Regions from separate parts of the Homo sapiens genome. Here regions 1, 2, 3, 4, 6 and 7 are each linked to region 5. The links are chromatin loops, found by intact Hi-C in ENCODE. Cell type or tissue: mammary epithelial cell. All regions are shown on one strand.

What was found. Hi-C counts contacts between places; a loop is a spot of excess contacts. Peaks named below come from ENCODE experiments on the same cell type or tissue, not always from the same donor. Only the 100,000 strongest peaks of a DNase experiment are listed, where the experiment ranks them.
Region 1: a loop joins it to region 5, with 6 times the contacts of the local background. A loop is called at or near these places in 4 of 110 quality-filtered maps.
Region 2: it touches region 5 in a loop (2.9-fold over the local background); 6 of 110 quality-filtered maps call a loop at or near these places.
Region 3: it touches region 5 in a loop (7-fold over the local background); 23 of 110 quality-filtered maps call a loop at or near these places.
Region 4: a loop joins it to region 5, with 9 times the contacts of the local background. A loop is called at or near these places in 48 of 110 quality-filtered maps.
Region 6: a loop joins it to region 5, with 9 times the contacts of the local background. A loop is called at or near these places in 13 of 110 quality-filtered maps.
Region 7: it touches region 5 in a loop (3-fold over the local background); 4 of 110 quality-filtered maps call a loop at or near these places.

What each region holds. Positions count from the first base shown.
Region 1 is chr18:50,079,103-50,083,102 of GRCh38, reverse strand. The region is part of intron 1 of MYO5B (myosin VB); the gene reads left to right. Among named protein-coding and RNA genes, the nearest start is that of MIR4320, 45 kb to the left of the region's middle. In mammary epithelial cell, no CTCF peak of the experiment used is centred here; DNase peaks (open chromatin) are centred at 1,712 and 1,972; H3K27ac peaks cover 1,560 bases.
Region 2 is chr18:50,141,932-50,145,931 of GRCh38, reverse strand. The region is part of intron 1 of MYO5B (myosin VB); the gene reads left to right. Among named protein-coding and RNA genes, the nearest start is that of MIR4320, 17 kb to the right of the region's middle. In mammary epithelial cell, a CTCF peak has its summit at 2,470; DNase peaks (open chromatin) are centred at 1,861 and 3,021; H3K27ac peaks cover 685 bases.
Region 3 is chr18:49,509,057-49,513,056 of GRCh38, reverse strand. The region is part of intron 2 of LINC02837 (long intergenic non-protein coding RNA 2837); the gene reads right to left. Among named protein-coding and RNA genes, the nearest start is that of LINC02837, 12 kb to the right of the region's middle. In mammary epithelial cell, a CTCF peak has its summit at 2,228 (motif pointing left); no DNase peak of the experiment used is centred here.
Region 4 is chr18:50,007,735-50,011,734 of GRCh38, reverse strand. The region is part of intron 4 of MYO5B (myosin VB); the gene reads left to right. Among named protein-coding and RNA genes, the nearest start is that of MIR4320, 120 kb to the left of the region's middle. In mammary epithelial cell, a CTCF peak has its summit at 1,771; a DNase peak (open chromatin) is centred at 1,724.
Region 5 is chr18:50,193,345-50,197,344 of GRCh38, reverse strand. MYO5B (myosin VB) reads left to right here and starts at 2,198. Exons shown (of 40, transcript NM_001080467.3): 1 at 2,198-2,578. The coding sequence starts at 2,552. RefSeq lists silencers at 1,984-2,223, 2,284-2,523. In mammary epithelial cell, a CTCF peak has its summit at 2,057 (motif pointing right); DNase peaks (open chromatin) are centred at 2,214 and 3,904; H3K4me3 peaks cover 2,093 bases; H3K27ac peaks cover 655 bases.
Region 6 is chr18:50,109,861-50,113,860 of GRCh38, reverse strand. The region is part of intron 1 of MYO5B (myosin VB); the gene reads left to right. Among named protein-coding and RNA genes, the nearest start is that of MIR4320, 15 kb to the left of the region's middle. In mammary epithelial cell, a CTCF peak has its summit at 2,298; no DNase peak of the experiment used is centred here.
Region 7 is chr18:49,898,422-49,902,421 of GRCh38, reverse strand. All of the region lies in intron 21 of MYO5B (myosin VB), which reads left to right. Among named protein-coding and RNA genes, the nearest start is that of SNHG22, 86 kb to the right of the region's middle. RefSeq lists a silencer at 3,649-3,943. In mammary epithelial cell, a CTCF peak has its summit at 2,311; no DNase peak of the experiment used is centred here.

The sequences.
Region 1 (4,000 bases), 110 kb after region 5:
AAAGCACTTACCTAAGCTCTACAAGCTGTTCTGGTAAATTACTGAGCCTGAAGAAAAGGGTCATGGGAACTCCCGGAATACAGGTGGGAACCTTAGACTTGGCACTGGCAGTGGGTATGATCTTGTGGAACTGGGCTCTTAATCTGTGGGGTCTCCAGGTGGTTAGTGTTAGAATTGAATTTTAGGAGGAACACCCAGTTGATGTCTGGAGAATTGGTTCTTGGGTGGAAGAAGCCCACATATCTGGTGTTAGAAGTCCACATATCTGGTGTCAGAAGTGTTGTGAGTAAAAACAGTTCTTTGCCTAAACTGGCTGTTTTCTTCCTCAAATTTGCAAGTCTTTCCCTTGTATTAAGGTGGTACCATTCATTTTTTAACTGAAGTAAAATAAGCATGCGTTGTCTAATGGTCTTAGCTCCTAGGAGGGACAGAAGTTGGAAGGGATATCCATGAATAGAATTGAGGTCCCAATCCTACAGTTAGTATTAGGCTGCACATTCCCTTGAGGTAGGAAGGATTGGGTCTCACAGTATGTTGATGACATTGGTATATTTTATCAATCCGCAGATAGCCTTTGCTTTAAGCAGAGGAAACACTTAGGTTCTAGACCTGAATTGGTTTTAAACAATGACTTCTGCATGTTGATAGCTCCTAATAACATGGAATATCCTTCTAAATTTTTCTCTGTTCACATATTTGGAGTTTTAAGATGTGTTTTTTCACTAGAAACAATCTTTTTGCAGGTCACTGTTTCCAGGTCAACCTGTTGGTCCATAACACACTTGAGCTTATAATATTCATAGTATAAGGCTGAGGCCTGGATCCTGGAATCCAGTAACCACAGGGAATAGGATTTGGTCCATGGTTTAGTGAGGACTTATGTCTGGCACTTTGCCTGCCTCCTGTTATATTTAACCCTCTCTCCAACTCTCCTCCAGCCCTTGGTACCATTGTGGGCCTTAAGCCCCATCACACTTGAGGCTACCTTAATCTATGATAAAAAGACATTTCCTCTTAGCTGCCAATCTCAACTGTTTTTCTGCAGATGGCACTGAACTGACTTTTATGGGTATAAATACTAATATATCATATTTCTTTTATAGGTGTATTTTCACTTTTAGAAAAGAATTTTGTTAAACCAAACAAATTACTTCTTGGTAAAATTTCAGGTTCCATAACCAAGAATTTGGGAAGTGTGGAATATGAATTGATGAGGCAAGAAAGACCATCAGGCTAGCCTCAAACCCTTCTCCCCATCCACAGTTGTCTTTTTGTATACAATTGTGAATTCCTCAATTGTGGGCTTTATTTTTTTTTTAACAAAGATTACAGAGCAGAGGGGTGGAATAGAAAAGGTTGCATGTGTGAATCAGAATGTTGAATGTTAAATGTTACTTGGACTGAAAAAATTTTCCCAGAAATAATACTTTTGTCCCCATATAAGCCTTTTTGTCCCAGGACACCTGATTTATTTACTATGACCAAAACCAAACACAAAACACTGAAATCAGCCCCAAAGTATGGCAACCCTTTATTTGGGAGAGAGCTTTTAAATTGTATTACAGTGCAGGGATTGTGTACCTTCACAATGAAGATGTTTCTCTCTCATAGTGTTTTCCTCCCTTTTCCCACCACCTTTACAGTAGCTGGTGGATGAATCACCTGTGTGTAGAGTGTATGAATCAGCTGAAAGAATCCCGAGCCCTCAGTTAGCTTTTGTTGGCTGTTAGCTGGTTATTTAAAAATAGTAGGTCTTTGTTTTCCTAAGGGTTGGGCAGCCTCCCATTGGGAGCATGGGCTTGGAGGGTCCTTTTGGCTCTGGGAACAGGTCATCTTTGGTCAGCCAATCCTCTGGTGACTTTAGGAGATAATTCATTCTGAGGGCTGCTGGCCACAACAGAAGGACCCACTGAAGAGGTTGACCTAAATCCAGGCTTTGTCAACCTTAGGAGAGGTGAAGGAGGAGGAAGGGAAAGCTGGTGAAGTCACCTGAGAAAACAGAGCAGATGCTTTCTTGGAAGGTGTGTTTGAGTCTCTGGTGACTCATAACTTTATTCCAAGTTTAGCTTGCTACTAGCGGCATGAAAATATATATATTTTTAGATTCCACCTCCTAGTCATATTTTGGCTTAATGATGAAATTCAATATTTTAAAGAAACACCCAACATGAAATGTGGAACCTCCCAAAGAGTGGGACGGGCTGGCAAGTGACTTAATGATGAAAGACCCCTCCTATGCCTTCTTCCCTGCTGCATGAACACCTCAGCAACCTGGATGGAAGGGCCGTGCCCCTGTGCTTATTTTGAAGTTCTCTTATGGGAACTTGCTTCATCCCAGCTTGTCCCATCCCAGCATGGCAACCTGGCACCATCCTTCGTACATAGCAAGTGTTGTGTAAATGTTAATTGTTTAGTATAACTCCATTGAGGCTCTTGATTCAATAGGCTTTTTCAGTTTGTCCCCCTTCCTGTTGTCATCATCTAACTCAAACAGCTAATACTTGAGGAGGCTTCTGGTGACTGTGGATGGCCTACAAGTGGCATGTGGCCTCTTGCCAAACTGTGACTCTTGGGGGCAGCTGTTGGGCAAGTCGCCATTGGTTTCCCCCACATGCTGTATAAAAATGTCTGCCCTTGGAATAACATATGTCAAGAGCATTGAAAGGATGCAGGGAGAGAAATTGGCGTAGAGTGAGGAGAGGCTCGCCTGTAGATTTGCTTTCAGGGAGGTAGTTGCTTTGATTGGCTGCCCTGGAAGTGAGGGCAGCACCTCCCCGCACCCCACAGATGTCCTCCTTGAGCCTAGATGCAGATCCTTTAAGAAACTGTGTCGTTAACTCGACCTTGTCACTAATACCAAGTTGCTGTAGTGTCAGTCTGCTCCCAAGGGCTTGCTGAGATATTTACTCATAGTTCCTTCTCTCGTGTCTTTTTAAAGCGGTACTGGTTGATGGGTTGTTTCCTGAGTCCAGAGCTTGTTTGGGATGATGAAAATTCTGGACATGGACAGTGGTGTTGGTTGCACAATAATGTGATTGTATTCAGGGCCACTAAGTTGCACATTTAAAAGTGGCTAAATTGTAAACTTTATATTTACCACAATTGAACTAAAATTGTGAAAATGACACTGGTAGCAGGAGCAGCCCCTCCCCATACTTGTCATCTCAGGCATCTGAGTTGTGACTGAACAGCACCATTGTGCTCCTGTGGCAACAAAACCCCTCTGCCCTAGGATAGACTACGCTGGCAGAATTAAGGAGGGCAGGCAGGCAGGCATTCAACTGGAGACGGCCCAGCTGGGCTGTTGCCCAGGGGTTACATAGCAGATGCTTTGCCCTGGACTTGGACAGTCTGATTCCGCTGCTACAGAGGCTCCCGCCCATCCCATGCCACCTTTTGCTGCCAGCTCCCTTGAGACCTGGGCTTCTTCCAGGAGCTGGAGAGTGGCAGGTGGCTGTGCAGAAGAGGAGTCAGCCATTCATAGTCATCCATTCATATTCTCCAATGCCAGTGAGACCAACAGGTATTTGAAAGGGAATGTGATTTCTGTATCCCAGGGTTTGAGGGAAGGGCTCTGCCTCAAGGGGGGAGAATTTGAGGAGTTTTATTTTGGAGCACTCTGTCTTTTAAGTCGAAGTGTGAGAGGGAGGCAGTGGTTGGTCCAAGGACCAAGGGGTGGATGCTCTCATCCCCATCTTCTGATACCTGGAGAGTGTGGGACAGCGTTCTGTGGAGGAAGAGATACCACAAGTTAAGTGTGGTACATTTTCCTAGAATATGAGTTATGAAAGATTCTGGGGGAGACAATATAGACACACATGTGGTGAGGGTGTAAAGCAAGACGGAAAATTCTCTAACTTTCTTGAACTTTTTATTGAAGTAAGATTTATATCCAGAAAAACACATAAGTGTATATCTAACTTAATGTATTGTCACATACTGAACCCACCGATGTAACTAGAACCTGATCAAGAGACAGAACTTACCAGCATCCCAGAAG
Region 2 (4,000 bases), 51 kb after region 5:
TCTTCCATCAGTGTCACAGGCACCAGTGAAGACCAATGGTGTAAACAAGTTTGCAGGCTTAATGAGAACAACTTTTGAGTTTCTAAAACACCTCATTAATGGAAAACCATCCATTTTTTCTGATATACTTTGGTATCCCTCAAATGACATTTTTTTTCCTTGTTTGCAGAAATCTTTTCTGGGACAGCCAGTGGTAGGTTCAGTTCCAACCTCTTTTGACTTTTGTTAGAGCTGTTTGAATAATCTTTTGAGAGATTTTGTTGTTGGTTGAATACTTTTTAAAAAACTAATGGAAAAATATACTTCTTATGATGAATGAAATACATGTTTAAAGTCTTCCCATCAGCATTTTTAATTTAAATACTTTGCTTTTGGGGATGCTCCTGAGAGAAATTTTTTTTTTTTTTTTTTTTTTTTTTTTTTTTTTTTTTTTTGAGATGGAGTCTTGCTCTGTTGCCCAGGCTGGAGTGCAGTGGTGTGATCTCAGCTCAATCTCGGCTCACTGCAAGCTCTGCCTCCCGGGTTCACGCCATTCTCCTGCCTCAGCCTCCCGAGTAGCTGGGACTATTGGTGCCCACCACCACACCCAGCTAATTTTTTGTGTTTTTAGTAGAGACGGGGTTTCACTGTGTTAGCCAGGATGGTCTTGATCTCCTGACCTCGTGATCTGCCTGCCTTGGCCTCCCAAAGTGCTGAGATTGCAGGCATGAGGAGCTGCACCCGGCTGAGAATTGCTGCTCTTAAAACTTCTATAGACACCCAGAAGTAGGTCACTTTGGATTCCTTCTAATTTTTCCATTTTGGTGGGAGTGGTAGCCTCAACTTCCTCTGTGCTGAAAAAGGCATGAAAATTCCAGGCAGAATGTTTCTCCTGAAGGGAAGCACTGAGTTGTTGCCTCTCCCAGAAGTTACCTGTTTTAGGGTAAATAGGTGATTGATTCAAGGCCTGTATTGAGCCCTGAGTGTCCCCAACACTCTGAGGGATTTGAAGAAGTGTGGGCATGAATCCTGCTGCCATAACTTGTTTTTACCTGGGATTTAGACTCAACCACCTGTGCATGTGAAGTGATCTGGGGGAGGGGTGGTCTTCATCTTTTGAAGGGCCTGGAAGATGTGGATGAACTGTGTATACCTATTAGGTGCTATGTTAGGTGTGGCAAAGGGCCTTTCACATTCATAATCCATACACTTCTTCCTGTAGACTCTTACTGGTATCTGAGTTAATGTTTCACTCAGTTGGAATATCAGCATTTTCCTTCATCCCAAGCAGTGCTTTATATAAACCCTGAAGAATAAATGTCTTTCCCTAAGGTCTTTTGGGGGTTATTTCCAGGTTAATTTGCTACTGTTCTGTGTATATGTAGCTCATGGAGAGCATCTTCCAGAACCTCAGTTATATTTTCCACTGAAGTCCTGTTTTTGGATGGGAGAGTGAAGGGGGACTGTCAAAAAGGACTGATGTTGGGAAAGTTCTCTGCCAGAACCCTGCCTATCCTCTTTTAAGTGAAGGGCAAGCTCAAACCAAAAAAAGGAGGCAGACCAACCCCTCCTGGTTGGGAGGCAATTGAAGACTTTTTTTCAGAGGGATCATCCATACAAGGCAGTCTTGAGTTGGCAGCAAGATGAGGTAGGTCTTTATGCGTCCAAAGCACGCCTGTCTAGTCTTCTATACCATGGGAAGAAAAGAGAAAAAGTTACTGATGCTGTGTCAAGCCATCTGGTTGCTTTCTTAATCTATTCCTTTCTACTTAAAGGGATTGTTTGGGTTTCCTACAATCTGGTTAATATTTCTAAGGGGGGTGGGGCAGAAGTGGTTACCTTGATCCTCTGGTCTCTGTGTTCTGTGACTCACTGTGATGTTACATGCCCAGAAGACATTTTCACAACACCTGAGTGTTCAGTGCAGCTTGCCTCACCAGCTTCCTCACCATAAGACAAAGCCTTTGGATAAGAAGGTGATAACATTCTGTCCGGCTAGATGATGAGGCCCTCCAGAAAATGGATATTCCATGCATATGGTGTGCTTGGCCCTAAGCAAGACCCCTGTGAGAGCAACGAATAGGGCAGAATGTGCTTGCAGGTTGCCAGATGGATTAAGGCAGGTGCGTAGGAGACAGGACAAGCCTGTACACAAATTGTGTGTTGCACGCCATGTTCTGACCTTCTATTGCTGCCTTTCATGGTGCCCATCCGAACAACATCCTGTCTATATAGATAGCCTCTAAGATATTTTTTTCCTTAACAAATGCCTGCCTTCTATTCCTTCTACCTGTAGTCATTTGGGGGCTTTCTAAATCTCTGGCTATGTTATAGAACTTTTTATTCTTCCTTATTCCCAGCCTTCATATATCCAGATAAATATTGGTGTGATTAGTCACTGAGAAGCCTTAGACCCATACAGATCAACCGCTCTAATGCCCCATCCTGTGGCTGGTGTCAGCCGGTGCTGTTCAACAACTCCTAAATACAGAATGCTGCGGTTGCTGAGCCTGTGGGATCTCACATTGTTAGAAGGTGGTTCTGCTCTTAGTAACTGAGGGGGGCCTCCTGGGTCCTGCCTACTGACTCCACTTTCTGCCTTTGGAGTTAAAAGAAGCCTATTTTATTCTACACAGCTGCCCTTCATGTTTTTCAAACAGATAACATCCTTTCCAAGGCTTCTCCCAGCTAAATAAATGTCCAATCCCCTCTTTCTCTTGTAACAGACCCCTTACTACTCTCTCTGTCCTATGAGTACTCACTAGTTTGTCAATGACCTTCTTAGTGTGCAGTGCTCAGGGTTAGATACAGTTACTTTGATGGATTGGAATGAGGAAGATAAAGCTTAATAGAAACGTTAAATGCTTCATTTAGATTAAAAATATTTGACAATGTAATTACCACATTCCCCTTGGCTGGACAGAAGTCTGTGTGAAGAAGTGATGGCGTTTTGGTTCAGCTCACAGTGAACTCAGTTGGTAATTCATCAGGAGTTTCTGTGATTCATACTCTTTCCATTCTTAGGTGTTTTCCTATCGTATGTCTGCTGGCACTCATCTTCACTGTGATTTCTTATGACTGGAATGATGCTGTTGTGATTTCACATGGTATGCCTCGGTGCACTTGAATTTGCAAATCGAGGCAAACCTGAATGCTGTTGTCATTGTTAGACTGAGGTTACCCTTTAAGCTCTTGGTCCAGCTATGGCCATTATAATCTTAGGCTGTAATGGTCTTTTGAGGGTGGGGGTTGACTACTAGCCACCTGTGATGTGGACTGGGGAACTTTGGTGCCCACACTACAGAGCAAGGCAGACAAGTGAAACTGAAACAATTAATTCTGCAACTATTCCATGTTACTCTTTGAATTCAGAAGACATCCCCTATATACCTTGGTTTTAAAATGACAACACAAACCCCCCATATTCCCAATCAGATCCCCTTCAGCCCTTGTCAGAGACGTAGATGAGGAGATTCCTACTTTGGTTGGGAAGTGGATGCAGTAGTTGTTTGGTTGCTCATGAATATCTGGTTCCCTTTCTCCTGACCACTTGGTAGAATTGCACTTCCTTACAGTTTAACTTGGACATGACCATGGGATTCGGTTTGATTAAGGAAATATGAGCTGAAGCCACTTTCATAACATTTCTGATAACACATTTTGCCAAGCTCTTCCTTGCCTGCCATGGTAACCAGTACTGTTCTGGGAGGGTTGCTCCGTCAACCTGAATTCCAGAACCCCCAGCCAGCCCATGATGAACATGGAGCAGAAGCCAAAAGCAGACACCTTGTGTGTGCCAGTGAAATGTTGGATGGGGTTTGTGACCACAGCAGAACCCAGTTGATCCTGACAGATGCATTAGATTGGTGGGCTTCTAGGTTAGCTTCTAGAAAAGCAGCTGGAGAATTACTTGGTTGAATCAGAGTAAAGAAAGTCTCATTGGTCCTAGAAGCAATAGCAGAATTCCCAGAGAGAAACTATCCCCATTTTGAGGAAGAAATGGTATGTGGATGATTTTCTC
Region 3 (4,000 bases), 680 kb after region 5:
TTTTTTGAGACACAGTCTCACTCTGTCACCCCGGCTGGTATGCGGTGGCATGATCTCAGCTCACTGCAACCTCTGCTTCCCGAGTTCAGGTGATTCTCCTGCCTCAGCCTCCAAAGTAACTGGGATTACAAGTGCATGCCACCATGCCTGGCTAATTTTATATTTTTAGTAGAGACAGGATTTCACCAGCCTTGGCCTCCCAAAGTGCTGGTATTACAAGCATGAGCCACCACACCTGGCCTGGATTGTCCAGTTTTCTTCTTAACTAGTTAAATATAATCTTTTTTTTTTTGAGACAGGGTCTCGCTCTGGTGCCCAGGCTGGAGTGCAGTGGTGTGATCGTGGCTCACTGTAGCGTTGATTTCCAGGCTCAGCGATTCTCTCACCTCGGCCTCCAGAGCAGTTGGAACCATAAACACGGGCCAACAAACCTGGCTATTTTTATTATTATTATTTTTTGTAATGATGGGATCTCGCTACATTGCCCAGGCTAGTCTCCAACTCCTGGGCTTAAGCGATCCTCCTGCCTCAGCCTCCCAAAGTGCTGGGGTTACAGGCATAAACCACCATGCCCAGCAAAATCTTATCATGTATTAACTTTTTAAAAAAATCTACTCCTGGCCAGGTGCAGTGGCTCACGTCTGTAATCCCAGTGCTTTGGGAGGCTGAGGCAGGTGGATCAGTTAAGAGTTCAAGACCAGCCTGGCCAACATGGTGAAACCCTGTCTCTACTAAAAATACAAAATTTAGCTGGGCGTGGTGGCAGGCGCCTATAATCCCAGCTACTCGGGAGGCTGAGGCAGGAGAATCTCTTGAACCCAGGAGGTGGAAGTTGCAGTGAGCTGGGATCATGCCACTGCACTTCAGCCTGGGAGACAGAGTGAGACTTCGTTTAAAAAAAGAAAAAGAAAAATCTACCCCTGATAATTCCCACCTATTGGATTTAGTTCTGCACCCTCATCCATGCTGTGATCCAAGTCCCAGAAGACTGTCAACGTGGATCCCACTCCAGGGTCTTTTCTGTTCCAGGCCAAACATTCCCAATCTACCTAGTAATACACTAATTACAAGCTGCAAATCGGACAGGCCTGGTTTGAAATCCCTTGTCTACAACTTTATGCCTAAGTACCCTTGGCAAGTTACTCAGTATTGCTTATCTTCATTTCCCTCACCTGTGTAAAGGGAATAGAAATGCCCACTCCAGGCCAGCCGTGGTGGCTCACGCCTGTAATCCCAGCACTTCGGGTGGCTGGGGCAAGCAGATCACTTGAGGTTAGGAGTTCAAGATCAACCTGGCCAACATGGAGAAACCCCCTCTCTACCAAAAAATACAAAAACTGGGCTGGGCGCAGTGGCTCAGGCCTGTAATCCCAGCACTTTGGGAGGCCGAGGTGGGAAGATCATTTGAGGTCAGGAATTAAAGACCAGCCTGGCCAACATGGTGAAACCCCATCTCTACTAAAAAATACAAAAATTAGGTCGGGCGCAGTGGCTCATGCCTATAATCCCAGCACTTTGGGAGGCTGAGGCAGGCAAATCATGAGATCAAGAGATCAAGACCATGCTGGCCAACATGGTGAAACCTCGTCTCTACAAAAAATACAAAAATTAGCTGGGTGTGGTGGCACGCATCTATAGTCCCAGCTTCTTGGGAAGCTGAGGCAGGAGAATCACTTGAACCCAAGAAGCAGAGGTTGCAGTGAGCCGAGGTCATGCCGCTGCACTCCAGCCTGGTGACTGAGCGAGACTTCGTCTCATAAATAAATAAATACAAAAATTAACCAGCGTGGTGGCGGGCTCCTTTAATCCCAACTACTTGGGACATTGAGGCAGGAGAATCGCTTGAACCCATGGAGGCAGAGGTTGCAGTGAGCCGAGATCATGCCACTGCACTCCAGCCTGCACGACAGAGTGAGACTCCGTCTCAAAAAAAATTTTTTTATATATATATACAAAAAATTAGCCGGGCATGGTGGCACATGCCTGTAATCCCAGCTACTTAGGAGGCCGAGGCAAAAGAATCACTTGCACCTGGGTCTTAAAAGAAAAAAAAATTGCCCACCTCAGAGACGTATGTCAGACAGACTCCAAGATGGCCCCTGCGGCATTCACCTGCTGGTACTCATTCTCTTGTGCCACCCTGGGGAGCAGGGACAGGGTGCTCCACGCACCCTTTGCCCACAAAAATGATGGGGGAAAGCTTCTTCCGACGCTGAACTGGTGCCATCTAGTGGCCCATGGTGTCCCTCAGCCACTCCACCACAGAAATGAAGTTTTTGTGAATAGTAGTATTTAGGGCTTCTTTCCGGACTAACCCTTGGCAATATCCAAGACAAGTTTTCCCATAATTTTGGTATCCCTTTTCTGAAATTCTCTCCCATGACAGGCAGGTGTAATGGAAAGAAAGCAAACAGTGTCAGGCTCACCTAGCTCTATGCATAATGCATCCCCAACCACTTACTGCCTGTAGGGCCTTGGGCAAACTACCAAACTTCCCTGAGCCCCAAGTTCATCCTCTGTAAAACGTGGGTCGTACAATCCTCCTTACAAAGTGATTCTGGGAAATATGTGGGAGGAACCATACCCAGTGCTCAACATGCAAGTAGATGCTCACTAAATAATTAGCTGTATTTTCGTGTCTTCCCCTTTATCATCGTTCCATCCTATCTTCTCTCTGGGCTCCAGAATTACTTTCCATTACCTAAAATATTCATTGACACTAAGAAGCGTGAGACTGAATGTATTCCTCTCCCCAGGAACACAAAGGATTCATGCCAGGAGGCCTGGGGTTCCGTCCTGCTCCAGGTCTGCCATTTACTGGGTTAGTTAACCTTTCTCGTAACACAAAAATTGCGTTGTAAAGATTATTTGATTTAACAAATGCGAAGTAACTCACATAAAATAAGCATTCAGGCCGGGTGCAGTGGCTCATGCCTGTAATCCCAGCACTTTGGGAGGCCAAGGAGGGCGAATCACTTGAAGTCAGGAGTTCGAAACCAGTCTGGCCAACATGGCGAAACCCTGTTTCTACTTAAAAAAAAAAAATACAAAAATTAGCCGGGCATGCTGGCGTGCACTTGTAATTCCAGCTACTTGGGAGGCTGAGGCACTTGAATCTCTTGAGCCTGGGAGGCGAAGTTTGCAGTGAGCCGAGATCATGCCACTGCACTCCAGACTGGGAGATAGAGTGAGACTCTGTCTCAAAAAAAAAAAAAAGCATTCAATAAATATTAATATTCATTCCAGAAATAGATGAATTTTACAAGAGGAAAGATGGAAGGAGGCAACTCTAACATAATTAGTCACTGGTGGAATTTTAGAAATGAAGTCAGATATCCAGGCACGAATCGTATCTAACTGCATTGCCGACTCTACATAGGTATGTTAATCCCAGTCTCATTGTCCCCTTCAAGTTTTTAGAAGAGTATTTGTCACTGGGTATGTAGAGCAAATCAACTCTTTAATAATTGTTAGTACAAAGGAGTTAGCACGTTGAAAAGAAATGGAACATGGTGAAGAGGAGGACGGGGAAGCGGCTGACTGCACATATAGACAATGCTCACGCAGCTGAACCATCATTTATTGCCAGGGCATGGTGGTTACTCCTGACTCTGTCCATCACCCAGGGTCCCAGCTGGAAACAGAATTCGCCAAGTGTAGCTCAAGTGAAAAAAACCCTAATGAAGGGACTCCCAGTAGAGGCATAGATAGAGTTAAGGGAGCAAACAAACAAAGACTGGTCACCTTCCCTTGGATAGAGGAGGAAAGGAGAAGATGGAGCTACTAGAGCCCGGTGAGACCTGAAATCATAGAAGAAGACCACCATCGGGAGCAGGGATCATGGAGGAAACAACTAGTGTCAGATTCTCCATTGCAAGCAAGAGACAGCCCTGGACTTTGGAGATTTTTGTCTGTAGAATTTTCCCTTGTGTGTGTGATTAATTTGACTATTTTAAAAATTTTTTTAATTAACACATAATAATTATACATATTTATGGGG
Region 4 (4,000 bases), 190 kb after region 5:
TGCTGTGGTAGCATCTAGGAGGGAAAGGAGGAGGAACAGGGCTTCGTGGGGTGGATTAGAAAAAAATTCAAAGCAATACAGCCAGCTTGGCCTCAAGCAGTAAAGGAGAGAAAGGTGTCACGGGCAGTTCCCAGATTCCCTGCTCATTGCTGAGCCATCCCTCGGGAAGGCAGGATGAGGAACAGATTGGTGGGGAGCTAAAGAGCACTGTTTTGGACGTGCAGGCCTTGGAGCGCCTGTGCACCTTCCGCGTGTAGTTGTCCAGTGGGCAGTTGAGCATATGTGTTTGGCTCTCAGAGGAAGTATCTGGGTTGGGGAAATACCAGTGTGGACAACTTGTGGGTAGCAGTTATAATCACAAAGGAAGAGGAGATCACCTCAGAGGCCACCTGGAGAAGTGAGGAACGATCTGTCGCCCAGGCTGGAGTGCAGTGGCACGATCTTGGCTCACTGCAACCTCCACCTCCCAGGCTCACACCATTCTCCCACCTCAGCCTCCCGAGTAGCTGGGACTACAGGCACCCGCCACCACGCCCGGCTAATTTTTGGTATTTTTAGTAGAGTCAGGGTTTCACCATGTTAGCCAGGATGGTCTCGATCTCCTGACCTCGTGATCTGCCTGCCTCGGCCTCCCAAAGTGCTGGGATTACAGACGTGAGCCACTGCACCCAGCCACCATGATGCCCTAAATTTTAAAAAATGTATGGATGAAGCAGTATCTATCAAAGGAAGAATACAAGACTTGTATCTTACTGGTGGCATGCCAAAGAGACAGTGTGGTATAGAGAAAGAGGATGGGTTTTGGAATGAGGGACTCACATGCACCTGGCTGAAATGCCAGCTGTACTACTGGCCAAGGAAAAATCATTTTATTTGAATATACTTGAATATACTCCCTTGCTGCAAAATAGTTTCCAAGAACAAGTGAAATAAGTGAGTTTGAAAAGTGATGTTTATTTGGTCTGACAGGCTACACATTCTATATGTGTATATCATAGTTCACCCCTAGCTAATGACAACATTAGAATAAGTCTGAAAAGCATAAAATCACAGGAAACACGTGCCTCTGTTGCTCACTTTCATCTAAACCTGCAGCTTTCTGAATTCCAGTGTATTTTGGACATTAGCAGTTCTATAAACTTCAGTTGATATAGAATGTATCATACAGCTCCCATATAACCTGGATCTGGAATCACAGAATATAGGAGTAGCAGGAGATCCTAGGGATAATCTTCCAGACCCTTATTTTAAGAGCAAGGGAATTGGCACCTTCCCATTTACACCGAGGAGTGCCCTAACCAGTGCTCTGTCTCCCTCTGTCTGGCCTGTCTGCCCACGATGGGGTGGGCTGGGTGGCACTCCCCGGGTTCTTTCTGTGATGGTATCTCATCTGAGATGGAGACAGCCCTGCTTGGGAATAGCCAGCAAGAGGAAGGGACAGATTCATTTCGCTGCTGCCTATATCACACTACACCTGAGAGGCTTATAAATAGCGCTTAGCACTCCAAGGGCCACTGTTTAACTGAAGTGGGAAAATGATATTGGATATTAAATGTACTAAGTACTTATCTCTTACACTATCAGAAGGTTCATTTTCATCTTACCAAGTAGGCACTTGGGACTCTACCTGCCAAATGCCAATTACACAGTTTCCAGTGAATATTCATGACAGCCTTCCTGAATGGCTTGGTTTCAGTTCTGGGCTGTGGCTGAGTGGTGCCCTGGCCTGGTAGGGAGGGTATGGTAGAGTAAAATGTCACCACCTGGTGGCAGACTGCATGAGGACATCCCTCTGCCATTTTCACCCCAGGAACCCAGGACCTGCTCAGTCCTTGGGCCTGGAGAACCCCTCACACAAGTGCCCTGCCTCCAGGTGCCTGAGACACATCTCCTTCCCACTTTCAGGCCTGGCTGTCTTGTTGGAAGGGTTTGTAGACTCTCTTGCTTGGAACATTCCGGCCCAGCCCCTTCTTGCAGCAGAAATGTTATTTATAGTGTTCCCAACTTTGGGAGGAAGCCCTTGAATGTTAGAATAATTGTAATTATATGGCTCTGTTTTGAGCCCAAATCTGACTTATGGTAGTTTTCCATATACCTTCTCACCTGACTTGACTGCTATCTTAACCTACCTCTGCTCCCCAACCTTACTTTTCTCTCCCCACATAACCTTTCGTTCCCCGAATCTGATTTTTCTTTCCACTGGAGTCTTCCTCCTATCTAACTTCCCTCACTATAATAGGTTTTTTATATTAATATAGTTTTGTGTGTTTGTATCTCTTAGTATTCTGTTGTTTCATTTCGCTTGTTTGAATTTATCATGAAAATATACCATATTGAGTTGTTGTTGTTGTTGTTGATTGAGACAGTCTTGCTCTATTGCCCAGGCTGGAGTGCAGTGGTGCAATCTCGGCTCACTGCAACCTCCGCCTCCCGGGCTCAAGCAGTTCTCCTGCCTCAGCCTCCCAAGTAGCTGGGATTACAAGCACCCACCACCACACCCAGCTAATTTTTGTATTTTTAGTAGAGATGGGGTTTCACCATGTTGGCCAGGCTGGTCTCAAACTCCTGACCTCAAGTGATCCACCTGCCTCAGCCTCCCAAGGTGCTGTGATTACAGACGTGAGCCACTGCGCTCGGCACATATATACTATTATCATTTTAAGTCACCATTGTTTCCAAGATTCATTGTCACTGTATTTTTCTACCCTGTCTTCCAAGTATTAATACTCTCCATGGTACTTATACAAGTATCTTTGTTGGACAGAAATTATTTTAAAATTCTATGTATTCTCTAGCATAGTCCTTCTTTTTAAAAACTATTGTCGGTGATCTGTGTTTTGGTGATGGTGTTGACTATATGATTAGAGCATGTAGACACAGACAAGAAGCAGTAGACTGATTATCCCATTAGTGAACAGAATATATTCTGTTGACACACCTAAATCTTCAGATGATTTGTCACAGAGGATGAAATGATATAGAGGGGCTTCATGACCGGTTTGGAGATGGGATGTCCTTTCTGTGGTGGCTTGGCAAGCCAGGCTTCCCCTTCTTCCTGTTTTGCAACCATAGTGTGTGTTGGGCCTAAGTGAGTGTTGTTCCCACCTCTTCATCCTCTCAGGGAGTTTCCAATTCAGGTAAATAGAGTTGTACCTGTCTGAGGCTCAACTCCCTCCCATTCCCCACACACACAAGTCAGTCCCCTTCCTGTGGGTGAATCATGGAAGGCTGAGCATAGGGCAGGGACGACAAAGTTTGCAGGCAGTAACTTGTACAACTCGAAGGGGGCTCCAGATGGTGTGCTCAGCCGGTACTGCTATACATAACAGCCCTTGCTGAGGACTTCCTCTTAAAATCCAGGTGCCAGACCACTCATCCAAGTCCTTGTATGTGAGATTGACCATCATAGGATTTAGGTTCTAGTGGGGAGACTAGGGTGGGAGGAACACTAAGTGGATGAGGAAAATGTTAGTACACTGTATAGTGAGTGCTATGAAGGTAGGATGGTTAAAGGTGGGTGGTGGGGGCCTTCTAGAGAAGTGATGTCAAGCCAGCCAGCACTGATGACCCCAATACATATTTAAACTTACACTGAGGCTAAGTTTATTATGGAGGGATTTGTTAAAGGCTGCTTTATTATACAGGAAGGAGTGTAATGGTAATACAGAGATACAGGAGTATAATGATAATGCATTATCCTGTATAATTCCACCAGCATAACCTGGTGGAAAATTGTGCAAGGAGATGGAAGCCTGAGTTTGAATCCGGGCTCAGTGTCTCACTAGCTAAGGAATTCTGGGTGCATCATTTGACCTTTCCAAACTTCTATTTTCTCTTATTTAAAATGGGAAGAATGACATCCAGTGATCTTATGAATCTTAAGCAAAGTCTATATACTAAGAGTCTCATAAACCATTTGAGCATGATGTAAATAAATGGTTAGTTAATTACATTAAACAGCAGTTATCGATGAGCTGCCATAAGGCAGGATGTGATTGAG
Region 5 (4,000 bases):
CCCATGCTTCACAGTGATGAGGCAATTTCAATAGGATAGGTCTGAGTGGAAGCCAAATAAGAAGAAATTAGAACAGCAACATTTATTTATTTATTTATTTATTTATTTATTATTTTTTAAAGATGGAGTCTTGTTCTGTCACCCAGGCTGGAGTGCAGTGGTGTGGTCTCGGCTCACTGCAACCTCCACCTCCCAGGTTCAAGCGATTCTCCTGCCTCAGCCTTCCAAGTAGCTAGGATTACAGGCATGCGCCACCACGCCCAGCTAATTTTTGTACTTTTAGTAGAGACGGGGTTTCACCATGTTAGCCAGGCTGGTCTTGAACTCCTGACTTCAAGTGATCGGCCCACATTGGCCTCCCGAAGTGCTGGGATTATAGGCATGAGCCACCACACCCGGCCAGAACAGCAGCTCTTAAACTTGGCTGCCATTAGAACCATCTGGGAGCTCTTCAGAATCCTTTCACCCAGGGCAACACCCCCCAGACAAGTTAAATCAGAATTTCTGGGAGTGGGAACCAGACATCCACTTGTTTCAAAAGTGATTCTGATGTGCATAAAGTGTTGAGAATCAGAGAATTAAGGAGGTACTGGGCGTAAGTGGAGATAGCTAAATAAGTGAAGCTACTGCTTTAAGAAGTTTAGCAGGAGAGGAAAACACAAAAAGCCAGGGGCCAGTGGAGAGAGGAAGAGTTGCTGGTAGAGAGATGGGACCACTAATGGTGGTGGAGGAAGAGGCCAGGATCTAGGCAGGACTGATGACTTTCTTATTCAAAAAGGGGAGAATCACCTGGAGGCAGAAAGAACAATGAGTACTGGCCCCACACCAGAGTTTATGGTTCAGTAGGTCTGCAGTGGAGCCCAATAACTTGTATTTCTAACAGTTACCAGGTGATGCTGATGGTGGGCGTGGGGGGTGGGGACACACTTTAAGAGCTACAGGAATCCGGGGAAGGGAAATATGCAGAAAAACTTTTGAGGAAGAGAAAAAAATCCCTTTCTGCTCTTGCCACTGATGTGAAGAGTTCCATTTTTAGGTCCAATGAGAGCCGCCCAAGCTTTGGTCAATGCATTTGTCACCCTGGAAGTACCATCCTTTAGACTTTCAGAGGAGCTTTAAAAATTGGGATACCCAGGTCCCATCCTTCATTATATCAGAATTCCTTGGGTTGGGGCCTCTTCCTTGGAACGCTTAAAGCTCCCCATGTGACTCTCATTGTGGAGGTGCCCATGGGAAGGCCTGCACAGGTGAATTACAACGGGATCTTGAGTTCCAGGTGGGATGCCTCTGAGAATCACCTTCTGGGGCTCTTGAACAACTGCCCCGGCTGGTACAGATATATCTTCCGGTTGAGAACCACTTTTCAGGGGCCACCCCTGGGTCAGGGACAGATGTCAGCTTCAGAAGGGAGTGTCTCCTCTGACAGCCCCTCGTCTCCCTCCACAGACTTCTGGCAGTTTTTTTTTTTTTTTCTTGGTTGAAATTTCTACTTTTCACTGGAAGTAGGAGAGGAGCTGAAGTTGCTGCAGGCAGCCAAGTGCCATGGTCAGAGAGGGAACACAAATAAACGAGGTAGTGAGTGGCAAAAGGACCCGGAGTCTGCATGTAGACGAGACGGGGGTTGGGAGAACGTGAGACTTCCCGGAAAAGCAGAAGCCCTCTGAGATGAGTGGCCTGGAGTCTCCTTGGAGGCTGTGGGCGAAAGTGGACAATATTTGTACAGAAGGAGTTACGACTCCCACTTTACTGACAAGGATTTCCGCGCAGAGAGTTCAGTTTGAAGGAGAAGATCCCTGGTGTATGTATATCCAGGTCGCCTTAATAACGATCTACGAGTAACTGAATTTTAATCATGAAAGCGCTGAATACAGCCAGGTAAAATCGAGGGCAATGTCTGGGGCCTTCCAGCCATAGACGCTTCTCTTTTTTCCCCCCTCTCTGGTTAGTTCCTCTTCCCTTTTCTTGTCTGCACCGCGTTCATGCCGGACTCCGCGGGGCCCGGTGCGGGTGGAAGCGGAGCGCGGCAGGGCAGGTGCGGGCGCCGGGGCGCACCTGTGCCTGCGCGCGCGCGGCGTCCAGCAGGGGGCGGCCCGCGCCGGTCCCGGAGCTCCTCTCTGAGCGCCCCGCCCCCGGCCCGGAGGCCCAGGTGGCAGCGGGGGCGCGGGAGGGCGCGTCGGGCCGGGCACCGGCAGGGCTCAGAGGCGCGGCGGCGCACGGGCCGTCCGCTCTGACGCGAGCGGGTCCTCCCTCCTCGCCGGCCCTCGCCTCCTCCCCACACCTGGGAGGGGAGTGGTGCGGCGCGGCCTCCTCCCCCGGCGCTCGCAACTCCTGTCCGGCCGTAGCTGCGCCGCCGCGGCGGGAGTAAAGGTCGCGCCGCCGGGAGCGAGCCGGCCGCGGCGCCTGCGGGAAGCCGGCGGGGCAGGTCGGAGAAGAGCGAGAAGATCGAGAAACTCCAGGCCAGCCCGGGAACATGGCGCCAGGCGGGCCAGCCGCGGACTGAGAGCCGCGGGGCAGCCAGGAGCCGGGGCCCGAGCCCCGCCCGGCCCGGGCCATGTCGGTGGGCGAGCTCTACAGCCAGGTGAGCGCGGCCGCGAGGGAGGCGCCCCGGGGCCGGGGTGGCGCGCTCGGGGCCACCTAGTACTCAGGGTCGCCTTCTCCCTCGGCTACTGGAGGCGGGAGGTGACGGGAGACCCCCCTCCGCGGTGTCCTCCTCGTCACTGTCCTCGGAGTCCCTAACTTCGGTTGGCGGAGAAAGTTTGGCGGTTCCGGGAACGCCCGCACTGACCGGCCACCCGGCTCCTAGAGGTTCCGCAGCGCCACGGCTCAGCACCAAGCCAGGGCTGTCGCCCCCTCCCCGCCGCGCCCCTCACTTTCGTTGCCTGGGCTCGGCTCCAACCGAGTTCCCCGAACGGCAGGGCGACCCTGCCAGCTCTGAGCGCCGTGCGCGGGACGGGCCCCCGCGGTGCTCCCGCTGCTGTCCCCTGTCCCCGCCGTGGACCCCACCCCAGGGGCTCTGCGGCGCCGGCTCTCGAGGGCGCGCCTCCGAGGCGTCCTTTCCTCCCGCATACCCACAACAGGGAACCCTGGACTTGGGAGAGGTGGGGGTTCTGGACTTGGTGGAGAGGGAGGAGACAACCTGGCGTGAGGGCGCGGCGGCTGGATGGAGTGAGGGTAAGCAATGGGTAGAGGGGTGCGCCGTTATCTCCGGAGACCCCAGGGAAGAGCATTGTGAATTTGCTGGGGATGGATGTTTTGACGCGGCCTCTTTGGTACAAAGAGGGCTTCAGTGACTGCGGGGAGGGGGTTGGAGTAAAGTCGAACCGGGAGCAGGGTGTGAGTTTCAGGATGCCTTCAAGGTCAGAAGGGATGTGTGAGGCTGGGTGCTCCGAATCGGGAACAGGTGCAGCCCGGGCGGAGACGCCCGCGTTCCGCAGCAGTTGCTGTGGTTAAAGTTAGGGACAAGCCACCGCTTCCAGGGGAGCTCGCGGCAGCGCTGCAGCCGCCCGGGACCCCTCGAGTTTCAACCTGGAGTCAGTAGTGAGAGGGGCAAAGGCCTTTTCTTCACATGTGCCCTATGCACCTTTAAGAAAACAAGTTTTGGATAGTCCAATGCCTGGTTTTCCTGTTCGTCTTCTTGGGTGGCCAAAACACGTTTAACAGTGCCTATGCACACGCCTCCATGCAGAGTTGTGTGTGCGTGTGGTGTCCACGCGCGTTGCGTGGGTATGCGATTCCCGGGACACCCGCCCGGGCCAACAGGTCTGGGCTGGGTAGGAACAGTCACTTCCGCGTCCTTACCTGGCGATCACACGCGGCTGTCTAGCCCATGTGGGAGCCCTTCGGCTCCGTGGGCTGGCCACCCTTCTAAGTTTGAGGAATTATTCAACTCTCCCATTCCTCCTGGAGGGGAGCAGGGCCGGGATGAGTTCATGCTCAGGAAGGTGGCCGCGGAGGCTGTCACCTGGCTGGGGGTGGGGCCGCAGCAGCCTCAAATACAGCT
Region 6 (4,000 bases), 83 kb after region 5:
GCTAAACTTCCATGTACTTTAAAATAGCATTTGAGATGCCTGGATGATAAGAACAGCAGCCTGAGTCACTCCTGGTGAGCATAACAATCAAAGCCAGAAAGGGGAGTGGGTAAGAGGGGGCTCCTCTAAGCAGCTCTCACTGATGGACTCTGCCATGAGAAAAGACCCTCACACTAACTTCAACCCTTCAGGGCCCCACAGTACCTATCTTTGTGTAGTTGATGCTTTTTGGAGCATTCTTTAATGTACAGAAATAAGTTGCAATTTTGTACGTGCGCCTGATAATTACGAGGCCACACTTGATGTTCAGGCATAAAGAAAAGGAGATAGCAGCTTCCTAACTTTAATAATTAAACCATATCAGAGCAGTGTTCCATGGTCCAGCAATGTGTTTTCTCTAACGTTCAGTTGTCCCCCATCTTAACACAAATGTGAAATGTAGTTATCTGCCTCCAAACCATGGTGAGCCCTACAGTGCAACTGGCAAAAATGATCACGACAGCATCACAGGGAGGCATCAGTGACTCTTGGGAGGGAAGGCAAGGCTTTTGGTTTTATGTCAAAGCACCCCTTGATACTGCTTTAGGATGCGAAGCTTCCTGAGGGCAGGGAAGCCTTTTTGTCTTTTTTGTTCACTGTTTTATGCCCGGTACTTAGAACAATGCTGACTACAGGTACTGAGCAAATATTTTTTGAGAATGGATGGGAAACTACAGAAGATGCCTCCTCACACTCAGCAGTGTAGGTGGTGGGGACGGGCAGGGAATTGAGGCACACTTGAAACAGGTCTCAGGGAAAAACGATTAATTCTTGGAGATGAGAAAGTGTTCTAATTGTGCGTTATTTATAAGCAGGCACTCAACGTCCATGTAACCTTCATTATGTGGAATGATTTTAAAGTTTAATGTGGGTGACAGGATTGTGTGTTTGTGATTTAATGACTGTGTTGTGCTAACAAATGTCTTATTGAAATAAATGACCCAATTTTTTTTAAAATACGTTGCTGTGTTGAAAGTATAATAGAAAGCTGCTATACTGGATGTTACACTGCTGAAAATTGGTTCATTTTCACAAACATTTTGACAATAGGGATGTTACTGTCATTAGTCATTGTTATTTATTATAATTCATCAGTTACTGAGCTGCTACTGTGTACCAGCTTAGAAACCTTCAGTCCAGTAGGGAGTGACTTAATATAGTGGGGGTTTTCTTGTGTATGTACCAGAAGGGCCTGAGTTGCCTTGGAGCAGACAGAAAAAGGTTTTTCGTGGGGCATAACCAGTCTCAAGTGTCATGCACAATGCATGCTCAAAGGCAGATAGGGCTGGTGGTGCTCAGCTGGTTAAGGCGCCATGGGGGTCCCATGCGGCCGTCTTTGGAGCCCCATTTGGGTGTGGGCAGGTGGGTGGGTGGCTCGGCAGGAGCCTTGCCTTTGCCTCTTGATGGGGACGTCTTGGTGTTGATGCTTTGCTGCTCTGATGGGCCAGTATTGTTGGGTACGGAGGATTCCATATTTATCCTTAATAGCAGTGTTTCTCAAAAGGAGCCCCTTGGAGCCGTGATGCAGTTGCTTTGTTGGTTCGCTACAGTTATGGATTCCTAGATGTAGCCCAGATCTCTCAGGAGTGGGGCTTCAATTCTCTTTACTATACTTTTTCCCTACTCAATATTTAGGAGGTTTGCTCTCTCGTTTCTGTCCTGTTGCTTCTCCATTGCCACTTCCTTAGAGAGGCTTTCTTTGACTACTCGATCTAATATAGCTCTCTTCCTTTGCCCACTTGGGTTGTTTCCAAGCCCCTTACCATATTTACTTTTCTTCATAGCAGATGTCTCTGTATCTGGTTTTGCCTGTTTCCCCCACTAGGATGTGACCTCCATTAGTACAGCGATCTTGTCTCTTCCTTCTCTGCTCCAGTGCTCAGAGCTTGCCTGGCACATAGTAGGTACTCAGTAGGTGCAGTGCATTGAAGTCTCCAGGTGACTCATGTGCTCAAGGTGCCTTATAGGAAGAGGGGATGAGTTGATAAGAGGCAGAGTCTTCAGAAGTTCAAAGAAATGAATGAAAGGGCTAAGACTTAGAAATTCCAGTCCCAATGTTCAGTTAGTAAACGTAGTTTTATTTTACCTTAATGAGATCCCTTTATCAGCATAAACTGCAGAGAATTTAAGGACCTTAATAACTACTGGTTATAATTGCAAAAGGTTCTGCAAACATACAGCAATAAAAGCAACAATAACCATTATAGATCTCAGTTCATGACTGACCCCTTAAGGAAGATAGGGTTTTAGCAGGTGCCTGTTTCTTTTGAATTCAGTCTTATCTAAATTTACCCAAGGAACATGTATTTGAATGAGAGATACAATCTGGAGAATTTGCCCCAGAACTTTCAAAGAGAATGAGAACCAGAAGGATCTGTTTTTCTGCCTACTAGTTTAAATTATAATCTTGACATGGGTGTGTATCTTTCAATCTGTGACTGTCTAACAAAATAATTTACTATTCAGTGCCCTTTGCAGAGTAGAGATTTTGTAGTTTTATGAATAGAATTTACTTCTGTGAGATAACTGCAGTTTAACTTTTTGACACTAGCAAAAAATGCTACAGATTATAAATGATGGCAGTGCAACCCTCAGTGCTGGCCTCATTACATACCTCTGAATTACCAAGGCATCAACATTACTGAGTTGACACAGCCTCTGTTCCCACTCTAGTAATCTTTGAGCTAATCTGAGCATTATCCCTTTCTTCTTTTTTTGCCTATTTGCCATTTCCTTAATATAGTCTCCACCAAAGAATGAAAACGTTAACCTTATGAGAGGGGAATTAAGTGACTTTCTGAAGAGAAATCTCAATGGTGTTGAAATCTTATCATTGTGAACATTTTAAAGTAGTTTTATCTGCTGCTCTCTGTTTATGGTACACTATGATTGCAGGATCTTCTTCTGATATGTTTTGTATTCAGTAAGGCATTCTTTGAATCTGTAGGTGTTTGCCTGCTTTCTCCTTTATCTAATTTTTATGCTTCTATTTTTATTTTTCTAACAGACTCATACTCTACCTTGTCTAGATCTTCTAGGTGGTTTATAGCCCTTAAACTCATCATTCTCGCTAATCCATGCTACAGACATATTTGGAAATTGTTTACTAATGAATAAAATTTGGTTCCTTAACTTCCGTCCTCAGTTGGCCCTATACTTCAACATTCTGCATTTATGGAGTGTGATTGGTGAGTTTCAGTGACATGCACTCAGGGATAAAGAAAGCACATTTAAGAGGAGAGGCAGGAGGGATTCAGAACATTGCTTTGGAGCTCTACAGACCTAGGGTCAGATCCTGGCTCTGGTACTTTTCAGTAATGTGTACTGGGCAAGGTGCTTAATCTTGCCAACCAAGTACCCCACTTTCTTCTTGTATAAAATGAGAGAAAGCACTATCTTCCAAATCCTTGAGTGCCTATCAGCTGCTGGGCATACCTGGAGCAAATGAGGGAGGAAGGTGGGAGGGTTTAGGCCACAGAGAGCTTATCTCATGGTGAGGGAGATAAGCAGGATAAAGTATTTAGGGCATAGATGCTGTTGTTGCCAGGAGAAGAAAATAAAGCAGAGAAAGGAGACATGAAATGGGGTGAGGGAGGTGATGGTGAAATTCGAGGCCATGCAGAGAAGTTCACGTTTGGCCAAACACTTGAAGCATTTGAGGGAGGAAGCAGCGTGGATATCTGGGAAAAGAACATTCCAGACAGGGAAAGCAGGTGCCCAGGCCTGAGGCACAGCAGGCCTGGTGATTTTGAGGAACAGCAAGGAAGTCTATGGCTGGAGCTGAGTGAAGGGAGTGGGGAGAGAGGGTAGGATATGAGGTTAGAGAGGTGAGAGAGGCCAGACTGGGTAGGGCCTTTGAGGCTGCTGCAAGGGTTTGACTTTCGCTGGGATGGGGAACCCGTGGAGGATTTTGAACAGGGCAGTGACATGATTTGTTCTTGTTCTCACATGGCTTTAGGCC
Region 7 (4,000 bases), 290 kb after region 5:
TACCCTCAGCCCTGGGATCTGTGAGTGTGTTACCTTATATGGCAAAAGGGACTTTGCAGATGCAATTAAATTAAGAACTGTAGGATGGGAAGAGTATCCTGGGTGAGCCAGGTGAGCTTGATATAACAGGGGTCCTCCTAAGAGGGAGGCTGGAGGATCAAGTTCAGAGAAGAAGTGATGACAGAATCAGAGGTGGGAGGGATGCAGGCAGCCTTGAGAAGCCAGAGAAGACGAAGACATGGACTCTCCCCTAGAGCGTCCAGAAAGAATGCAGCCGTGCCAACCCCTTCAGACTCCTGACCTCCAGAGCTGTAAGATAATGATTTATGCTATCTTGAGTCATAACTTGGTGGTAACTTGTTGCAGCAGCAATAGGAAACTGACACACTAGCCCAAGGTGCTGGTGTTTTGCCCTTGCAGGGGTGACATAGGGTAATGCAGCAGCAGCTGGTGTGCATGGAGGGCTTGCTGTGTGGGGTATGGGGCTGGCGCTTTGACTGGAGTAGCTTGTCTAATATAGCGGCCCTCCTACGGCAAGTATTACCATCCCCCTTTTTGTACAATTGAAGACACTGGAAGGGCACATGGCATCCTAAAGTCACACAGGTGGCAGTGGCAGGGCCGAGGTTTGAACCCCAGCTGTCTGGCTCCAGAGCCCATGCTCTGCATCACTTTGCCCTTCTGTCTCTCTGTCTGCCTATCTGTCTGTCTGCCTCTTTTGGAAAGAGTGTTTGCTTTGGAAATCAGAATTCAGTTCTTCTGCTTAAAAGTTGAGTGGCTGATGTGACTACTCTGAACCTCTTTTCTTATCCATAAAATGGGGCTGACAGGGCTGAAAGAAGAATAAATGGTCTAATGCATATGCAGGGCCTGGTATGCAGTAGGAGAAACTTGAAAAATGGTTAGCACTCTTATTTTTAAGCTTTGTCCTCTTTCTACCCTGGCCACCTTCCCATGTCAGCCAATCAAAGGGGTAACAAGCCATTGATTAAATATCCCTGTAGGGGGTTGGGTACCGTACAACGTAGTACAAGAGATTCGAGACAAGCACAGAACACTCAGCTTTGTCTAATGGAATAGACGAGGCTCACATGTATGCATGCACAAACCTGGACCCCCACTTTTTGGTGGCCCACATGGCCAGTCCTCCTTCCCTTCAGAAGACCTTTATTGGATGCCTGGCTGTTTCAGGTGCTTTGCTGGCCTTGCTGGACAGAGGATGGCTGTGACGTATGTCGCATGCTGTATCATAAGGGAGGAAATCGCATGCCAACAGGCTGAACAGCATTGATCCTAAGGATTTTCCAAGCACCTGCCATGTGCCAAGCTCTGCGATATGTGTTTTGTGTTCACTCTTATTTGATCTTCATACAATTTTGTGAGATCATTTTGTATATGAGGAAATGGTGGGCCAGGGACATCAAGTCCCTTGCCAAAGTCACATAAATAGAAAGTGCTGGGACCAGGATCCTACCCGAGCTCTGATCCCACAGCCATAATGGGGGCATTGCGGGTTTTTTAACCCCAAACATTACTGAAGGGTTTCAGTCCTTTCCCGTGCATGCCTACTGCTGCGTTTGGCTCCCAGAGTTGAATGGAGGCCCACTGTTACTTTGTCCATGCAGGGTGTAGAGGTGGCCACAGAACCAGGCTTCTGAGGTGCCCCAGAGGGTGCCTCCTAGGGAAGGAAAGGACATGAAGAGTGTGTGTGGCATGGAGAAACAGAATTTTAGAGTGGGTATGGCTTTGTAAGTCATTGGGATTTAATGTATCTATTCTATACTGGGCATTTTTAAAGCTTCTCATGACCCAGTAGGGCAGGAAAAAAGCATTTTACACCTAAGCCAGCTGCCCTGAACAGGAGCCCAAAAGTGGTGCAGAGATAGCAATAGAATGCCTCTGTTTCCGTGCTCTTGCAAAAGACAAGGCTTTCTGAGAAGAGACTGTCACTGGGTGTTTCTCTGTGTTAGTTCTACAGGGTGCCTTGTTTGGCTTGGCTCCTTACTGGGGAAGCAAAGCAGAGAGCCCAGGCACAGGGTGGGCACAGGGCTTGTGCCTGCCCCTGGTCAGCCTGCTGTGATACACCAGGTCAGGGAGGAGGGCACATCCACTCAGAGGGAAAAGAGTGCAAAGGAAAAGGTCTGCTGTCTGGCACTGGCCCTTTGAAAAACACAAGCACAAAGCATGCCAAGGTGGCAGTGGCTATTGTGGCTGTTGACAGGAAGAAAAGACTTGCTTAGTCAAATGTTGTGAGTTAACCTTCCAGCCAGAGTGCAGTCTCAGGGATGAGTAGGCATTGACCGCTGCACCCTGCTGGGAGCCCTGTGTACATGCTGGCTCCCCCAGGCCTTGCTTTCCAGCCTTGGGGCTCTGCATTGGCATTGCTGATTTCTAAAGTTAACTTGAGAGGATAAAAATAAATCTAGCATTTTACAATCCACGTGCTTGAAAAATCAAAGAAAAGCAGATTTAAATGGCCTATTTAAAAAAAAAATAAAAAAAGCTTTTTGCCTTAAGCTTCCTGCTTGGCAAACATCTGTGAGTGGTGGCAGGTGTTAGCTACCCTGGGCAGGATGCCCTGTGTGTAGAGGGTGATCAGAAAAGACGGGAGGAGTGGATAAGCTCTTGCTTTCTTGTGCCCTTGCCTGCACTACCTGACTAGGCACGCTGTGCTCTTCTCACGTATTAACTCATTTAATCCCCACCAGAACCCTAGGAGATAAACATTAATATTATTCCCATTTTAAGGATGAAGAAACTGAGGCACACAGAGGTTAAGTAGCTTGACTGAGGTCACACAGCTAGTAAGTAGCATGGCTGGGATTGAAACCTGTCAGGCTGGTTTCAGGGTATGTTCTGCCACCTCTGACCAAGCTATAAGATATTTAGCTATTGGGAGACTCTTGGAACATGTCAGGAGAACTCCTCAGTCCAAGGGAGACTCTTAGCCTTAGTTTGGGTTCATGCTCATACAGATAGCATTGTCCTTGCTTGGGACCGGCTGGCATTTAAAGTGGGGAGTGTGACCCAGTGTCAAATAACATGCTTGACACTCTGTTACAAGAGGAAGCATTGACATAATCTCCATTAGAGCTCTATATAGGGGCTTGTTTCATTGCAATCTCTTAGCAGATGGGGCCAGCTGTTTGCAAGTGAATTTTTTTTTTCCTATAATTCCTGGAGACAACTTAGGCAGTGGTCCTCTGGTCACACAAGGTTTCTAAGCCAGAAGGGGAGGATCTGCGAACACCAAGGACACCACAGGTGAAGGTGTCCCAAGGTATTTGTGAGAACAGCATAGGGAGTAGACAGAGTGCCCACTGGACAGAGGCCTGGGTTCTGTCTCAGTTGTATTCACAACCAGAGCTGATAGCTTGGAAATGATTGGGGCTTTAGTTCTTCCAAGGGGATTCGCCTGAGATCTCTAAGGTAACATCTAGCTCAAAAATTCACTGATAACCATGATCTGGCTAGAGTAGGGTTCCTATCCCCAGACTGTGCTCTAGAATCCCCTGGGGAGCTTTTTTCTAAAAATGTATCCTCACTGCCAAGAAGTCAGTAAGGGAGGAAACAAAGATAAAACCAGGGTAAGGCTAGCACCCAACATTCATATCCTAAGGCCTTGTACACCCACCTGGAAAGAAAAGATGCAAATTTGGCACCAAGTTTCTATGCAAACAGTAACAGGAAGAAAACTGAGTGGCTTGAGAGTTCTTAATAGAAAAGAACCATGCAGTTCAAGAGGATTTGGAGCTGTCCGTGGTGCTGACTTGTTTTTCCTGTGGGCTTTCATAATCTGTGACGTGACAAGCCACATCCTTCACCATATCCTACGGTGATATATACAATGCTGGTTCTTGAGACCATTTCTTGCAGTGTCCCTGGGATAGGCTGTGGTATGACGTCATTCAGTAAAACGATGTAGTCCGTGAACTCGGCTCTCTGCCAGCCTAACTTTAGTCAAGCACACATTTAGAGTTGGCCAGTTTAACTTACAATT